2 separate regions of the Homo sapiens genome follow, and region 1 is linked to region 2. Evidence: chromatin loops called from intact Hi-C (ENCODE). Cell type or tissue: sigmoid colon. All regions are shown on one strand. Links, peaks and the distances in the headings refer to the core of each region. The heading gives the core; the rest is flanking DNA. Region 1 overlaps KCNB1 (potassium voltage-gated channel subfamily B member 1). Region 2 has its middle 1.6 kb from the start of KCNB1.

The links. Hi-C counts contacts between places; a loop is a spot of excess contacts. Peaks named below come from ENCODE experiments on the same cell type or tissue, not always from the same donor. Only the 100,000 strongest peaks of a DNase experiment are listed, where the experiment ranks them.
Region 1: it touches region 2 in a loop (6-fold over the local background); 6 of 110 quality-filtered maps call a loop at or near these places.

What each region holds. Positions count from the first base shown.
Region 1 is chr20:49,414,305-49,417,206 of GRCh38, reverse strand. The region is part of intron 1 of KCNB1 (potassium voltage-gated channel subfamily B member 1); the gene reads left to right. The region is part of intron 2 of LOC105372649 (a long non-coding RNA gene); the gene reads right to left. Among named protein-coding and RNA genes, the nearest start is that of KCNB1, 67 kb to the left of the region's middle. In sigmoid colon, for the core only: no CTCF peak of the experiment used is centred there; DNase peaks (open chromatin) are centred at 1,716 and 2,104.
Region 2 is chr20:49,482,836-49,485,737 of GRCh38, reverse strand. It overlaps a transcript of KCNB1 not described here. Among named protein-coding and RNA genes, the nearest start is that of KCNB1, 1.6 kb to the right of the region's middle. RefSeq lists silencers at 1,148-1,207, 1,298-1,437. In sigmoid colon, for the core only: a CTCF peak has its summit at 1,367 (motif pointing right); DNase peaks (open chromatin) are centred at 1,447 and 2,037; H3K4me3 peaks cover 2,012 bases; H3K27me3 peaks cover 323 bases.

The DNA.
Region 1 (2,902 bases), core at 214-2,713, 68 kb after region 2:
GGCAGTCCCTCCCCAGCTGGATCCCCTAGGCCTTTTGCCAGCATCACCTACAGAGAGGAAAGAGCCGTGGGCTCTGTCACAAGGCTGGGGCTCACAGCATCACAGCCCCCACCCCCTGCACCACCCCAATAGCTTCCTTCAGTGGACTTAGCTATGGCCTCTCCCAATACCCACGCTGGCCTGGGCCAATCACATTTCAGGTGGATGGGAACTCGCGGGACCACCACTTCAGCCACCTTGGGCTCTTTGCCGTATTTATATTCTCAAGGCGTCTGCTGCTTCCCTTATTCTTCCCCCTGTCCTTACATGGCCAGACCCACTGTTCAGCTCACAGGTCACCTTCTCAGGCCACTGAATATCAAGTTGCATCCCCACCTTCTTTCTCCCACCACCTACCCAGCCTGTCCCATCCCCTCAATGTTTGGAGCCACCGTGAAGGGCGATGGTTAACAGCTTGAGTTCCAAAGCCAGGCTGCTCAAGTGGAACCCAGGAGAAGCTGTGAGCAACCTACTTTCCAGCTCATCCCCTCATGAGGTGGAGGTGATAGAGCTTCCACCTCTCAGACCGGAGCAAGATTCAACAGGTAAATACACACAAGCCATTCTGAACGGTGCCGGGCAGATGGTCCTCAAAAAGCTTAGTCCTTTGCCTTTCCACCTGGTGCTGATCCCTGTCTTAAATGATCTGTCTTGTTTTTTAGTAGAGACAGCGTCTCACTGTGTTGCCCAGGCTGGAGTGCAGTGACACAATCATAGCTCACTGCAACCTCAAACTTCTGGGCCCAAGTGATCCTCCTGTCTCAGCCTGCCAAGTAGCTAGGACTACCGGTGTGTGCCACCACACCTAAGTGTGTTTTGTTTTGTTTTGTTTTGTTTTTAGAAATGGGGGTCTCACTATGTTCCCCAGGCTGGTCTTGAACTTATGGCCTCAAACAATCCTCCTGCCTTGGCCTCCCAATGTGCTGGGATTACAGGTGTGAGCCACTGTGCCCGGCTGATCTATCCTTTTATGCGTTTATGTATGTGTTGTCTGTCTCCCCTCTGAACCATGAGCACAGGAAGCATGTATTATCATTTGGGTTCAGCTCTATGCCCCAAGTGACATTTAAACAGGCCTTCAAGGAAGAGCTGGAGTTAGCCCAGGCAAGAGGAGTAGGGAGAGAACACAGCCCATGTGAGACCTCTGGGATCGGAATGGTGTGGGAAGCAGGGAGCTGCATGGCAATAGGGGTGCCGTTAGTAGGACTCAGATCCCGTAGGGCCTTCAAACCTCAGTGAGAAGTGTGGATTTATTCTGAAGGCACTGGGGAGCCATAGAAGACTCTAAAGCAGAGGAGCGACAAGATTAGATCTTATAGAAAGATCCTTGGGATTCTCTGGAAGGAGGAGTCAGAGGAGACAAGAGTGAGAGCAAAACCACATCGAAACATTATTGCCTTTCTAGAGTCAGACAGACTTTCTCCCTCTGCTCGTGCTCTCCCTCCGCCCCTCTCCATGAACAAAACCGTAACTCATTTTCTCCCTCTGGCTGGCCCTGGCATCCTTCCTCTAATACCACTCATTATTTTAATTAAACTCTGGGATCTGTTTTACTAACCTGACATCTTGCTTAGGAAAACCAAAAGAGGAGTTGCCCGGAGCCAAGGAAGGGAAGTTGCCAGAGGATCGAGGAAAGGTTTCCATCTGCCCTGTGGCAGGAGGGGGCCCCTCTTACCCAGGTCCAGCACTTAAAGGGGCAGCCATGCACCATGCTTAAGGATATGAGCACTGCGGTGGCCTCTGAGCTCCATCACTTACTGGGGAGAGTGACGCAACCTCTGAAGCTGCTTCCTCATCTATAAAATGGGGATATTAATAGTTCTTCTCTTATAGGGTTTTGTGAGGTTTAAATGAGTTAACACAGTGCTTTTCAAACTGATGGTCATAAAATCAATCTAAGGGATCACAACCACCACTGAAAACCCAAGAACAGAAAGTATCAGAGTACATTATCATCATGGGGATACGTCTTGTGGGTGGAGCGTTTATTTCAGGGTATGTGTACTCGCCGGGTTTTTTTTTTAGAACTATATTTATTACTCTGGTCCCCAGTCCAGAAGGCTTGAAAGCTACAATTAAAGTACTTAGGCAAGTGCATGCAGCAGGTGCTCAAACTGTGGTTGCTGATATTTCTTGTGGTAGCAAGAAGATTTTCCTTTTTATTTCCCTGCAATGTCATTGGGTTTTGCTCCATCTTACTCATGGGGAGACTGAGGCTCACAGAGAGAAGAAGCCATTCCAAAGCTACATGACCACACTGAGCTGTGAACTGTGGCCTGACCCTGCCTGAATATGGCCTGAACTCCCATCCAGAATCTTCGTGAGGTCGAGGGAGGGTCATGTGGCTGCCAATGGCATAATGAGAGCTCCCGGCAGCCAGGGTCTGGCAGGATGCAGGAAAGAGGCTGGTAGGGGCATCTGGGGCTGGGCCACCCTTGGCTGTGGCCCTGGAGGCAGCACAAACCCCTACCCTGGAGATCTCTCCTCTCCACACCCACACCTGCCCACAGCCCATACCCCACAGTTACCAAGGGAAACAGGCGCCAGAGGGGAAAGGCTGCATTTCCCTCCTTCCTTGTGGGCTTTCCAGAAACCAACCCATCTAGAAGAGCTCTCCACGTGGAGCAGGGGAAGATGAGCGGCTGAAGTAGGGCAGATCTGCAAACTTCGGGGGCTTTCAGGAAGATTCCATGAGGCAAGGACTGGGAACCAGTGCCTGCCTGAGAGGCTGAGGGGCAGAAGATCTGGGTCCCAGCCTTGGTTCTGCTCTGGCAGGGCTATGTGCCTGGGGCCCCGTTCCTTCCCTTTCCTTCTGGACCTCAGCTTCCACATCTGTACAGTGGGTGTGGTAGCTCCCATGATC
Region 2 (2,902 bases), core at 264-2,763:
GTACCTTGGACAAGGGTCATGATGGTGGAGATGATAAGTGGACAAGTAAAAAATATATAATAATATTATGTGCAACTCTATGGAAATTATGGAAATGAACCCCTTAATTTTAGAAAGGAAGAAAAGGGCCAGAGAGGAACCTGTGTTGGAACACTGTATCTTGTTCAGTTTTTGTCCTCCAGGGCAGGGGAGCTCACTGCTGTACCCATCCCCGGCACTTTTTTTTTTCTTTTTTTTTTTTTGCAACAGGGTCTCACTTTGTTATCCAGGCTGAAATGCAGAGGTGCAATCACAGCTTATAGTGGCTTTGACCTCCTGGGCTCAAGTGATCCTCCTGCCTCAGCCTCCTGAGTAGCTGAGACCACAGGTAAGCAGCACCATGCCCAGCTAATTTTTTATTTTTTGGCAGAGATGGGTCTCACTATGTTGCCCAGGCTGGTCTCCAACTCCTGGGCTCAAGCCATCCTCCCGCCTCAGTCTCCCAAAGTGCTGAGATTACAGGCATGAGCCACTGTGCCCGGCCGCTGACACCTATTTACTTATCATGCAGTAAATGAATATTTGAAAGAATAAATGAGTAAACACAAGGCCCATCTGTGGCATCCTTAGAGAACCCTTGCCTGCCTCTCCAGGTACCTCCTCCAGTTTTCATTTCTGGGATTATGTGATGGGTTTTGCCTCCCCCACTGGATGGGGAGCTCCAGGGGGAAGACTTTCCCTTCACGGAGCCTGGCATTCTGCTTGCACATAGGAAGCTGTCAATAACCAGATGTCCAACTTAACATGAATAAATGAATGAATGAATGAATGAATGAATCACCAGACTATATAAACCAGCTCACTCTTCACCCTCTCTTCCCCATACCTCGCTTTATTTTTCTTCTTAGCGGTTATCACCACCTGCCACATTGCATATGTACTGATGTATTCATTGTCCGCCTCCGTCCCCCACCCCCGACCCCCCGCTAAAATCTAGAATGGAAGCTCATGAAAGCAAGGGCTATTTACAGTTCCGATCTGCCCCCTCCCACCCTCTGACCCTTCCTCCTGTTTCATTATTTCCCCCAGCGCTTGTCACCGCCTCATATATCCTTTCGCTTTTTTGTTTATGATCTGTTTCCAACCAGCTCCACGAGGGCCGGATGTTTGTGTTTGATTCACAGCTGTATCTCAGACGCCTGTCACCGTGCCCTGCACCGCGGCTCGCGCACAGGAGGCGTTCAACACACGTTGTTGACGGGACGAAGGAAGGCGGGATCGCGAGGCCAGCTGTGCAGGTGGCCTGGGTGGAGAGGGATGCACGGCCACGCGCGTCTCCTTGGCCCGATCCCGGAGCCCGCCCCCGGCCTCCCCGGCAGGCTGGGCCGGGCAGGCAGGAGTTAAGCCGCGCTCGCTTCCGACCCGCAGGTGGCGCCGTCCTGCCTTGGTGCCCGGCTCCGGGCGCTCCGAAGTGCGGGACAGAATAGCAGCGAGCGCGGAGCCGAAGCTCAGCCCCGACTTGTTGATCTCGCCCAGGCAGCCGCCGCCGCCGCCGCCGCGGGAGCAGGAGGAGGAGGAGGTGGAGGAGGTGCCGCGCGGCCGCGGTCCTGCCCCCGCGCCCCCGGCGCCCGCCGGCGCCCCCCGCCTCGGAGAGCGCGCCCCGGCCCCGCGGCGCCTGCAGCCCGGGCGAGTTGCCTGCCCGGCCGGGGTAGGCCCGGCTCAGCCCGGCCCCGGGACCGCCGCTGCCCACGGGCGGGGGCGCCCGGGCGGCCGGGACGATGCGCGGTCCCTGGCCCCAGGAGGCGGCCGCCCTGGGGGTGAGTGTTGGGGCGTACGGCCTTCCGTGGGGGTGCATGGGGACACGGACAGGGGGTTTGCCTGCCGCAGCTCGGCCTGTTGGTCTGCTCGGGCTCCGCAGCTCCAGGCTGGAGGGGAGCGGGGTGGGAGGCAGGCAAGGGCTGAGGCCTGAGGGGACGCGCAATCCCCATTCTGGGGCTAAGGCGTGAGCCCTACATGCAGGGGGTGCTCAGGGGAACCCCCCGAAATCACTAGTGCGCGGTAGGAGGATGGCACCTTTTGAAAAGGCCAGAAAATTTAGCTCATTTCCCCGCCTCCCACCTCCCCCACCCCTTCCCTTCCAAGCCCGGGGAAAGGCGCAGAACCCGGAGTTATAAAAAGCCATCGCGGGAGAGGAACGAGGAGGAGGAGTAGGAGGAGGAGGAGGAGGAGGAGGAAGAGGAGGAGGAGGGGGAGAAGGAAGAGGAGGGGGAGGAGAAGGAGGAGAAGGGGGCGGGGAAGGAGCGAGGGGAGGACGGAGCAGGCGGATCCCGAGGACTCTGCCCGCCCCTCCTGCGGTAGGGTTGGGGGCTCAGAGGGAGAGGCGAGAGCGGGCTTTTCCTCCTCGCGGCTCACCTTGTCGCTGGAGCAATCTCAGGAGATGCTCCAGTGTTTGGGAAGAGGGGTCGCTCCAGGACAGAGGGGCTGTTGTGCACACCCCGTCTGTTGTGACCTCGGACAGGTGGGCACCTGGAACCCCCGGAATTCCCCCAAATCTTTTAAGATTTGGAAAAAAGCCCGCTGCCATTCCCCCACCCCCAAAATCTTGATTATCTCGAGAAGGGGAAGGAAAAGAAGAGAACTCGTTAAAAAAAAAAAAAAGAAGGAAAGAAGAAGAAGAAAGAAAGAAAAAGATAAAGAAAGAAAGTTTTCATGCAGCTCCCCCTCTCTCCCCATGGCGGGGCCAGGTTCGGGACTCGATCGGGAGACCCATAATGAAGAGAGTTTCAGCACTCTAAGGGGCGGACAGCGCCCCGGGCGGCTGGGTCGCGCCTGGGCCGCAGAAGCCCAGGGTGGGGCCTCCCGGGCTCCAGGGGCATCTCTTGGGGCCCTCTCCCCGCCCCGAGGGGCGGCCCCTCCCTCCATC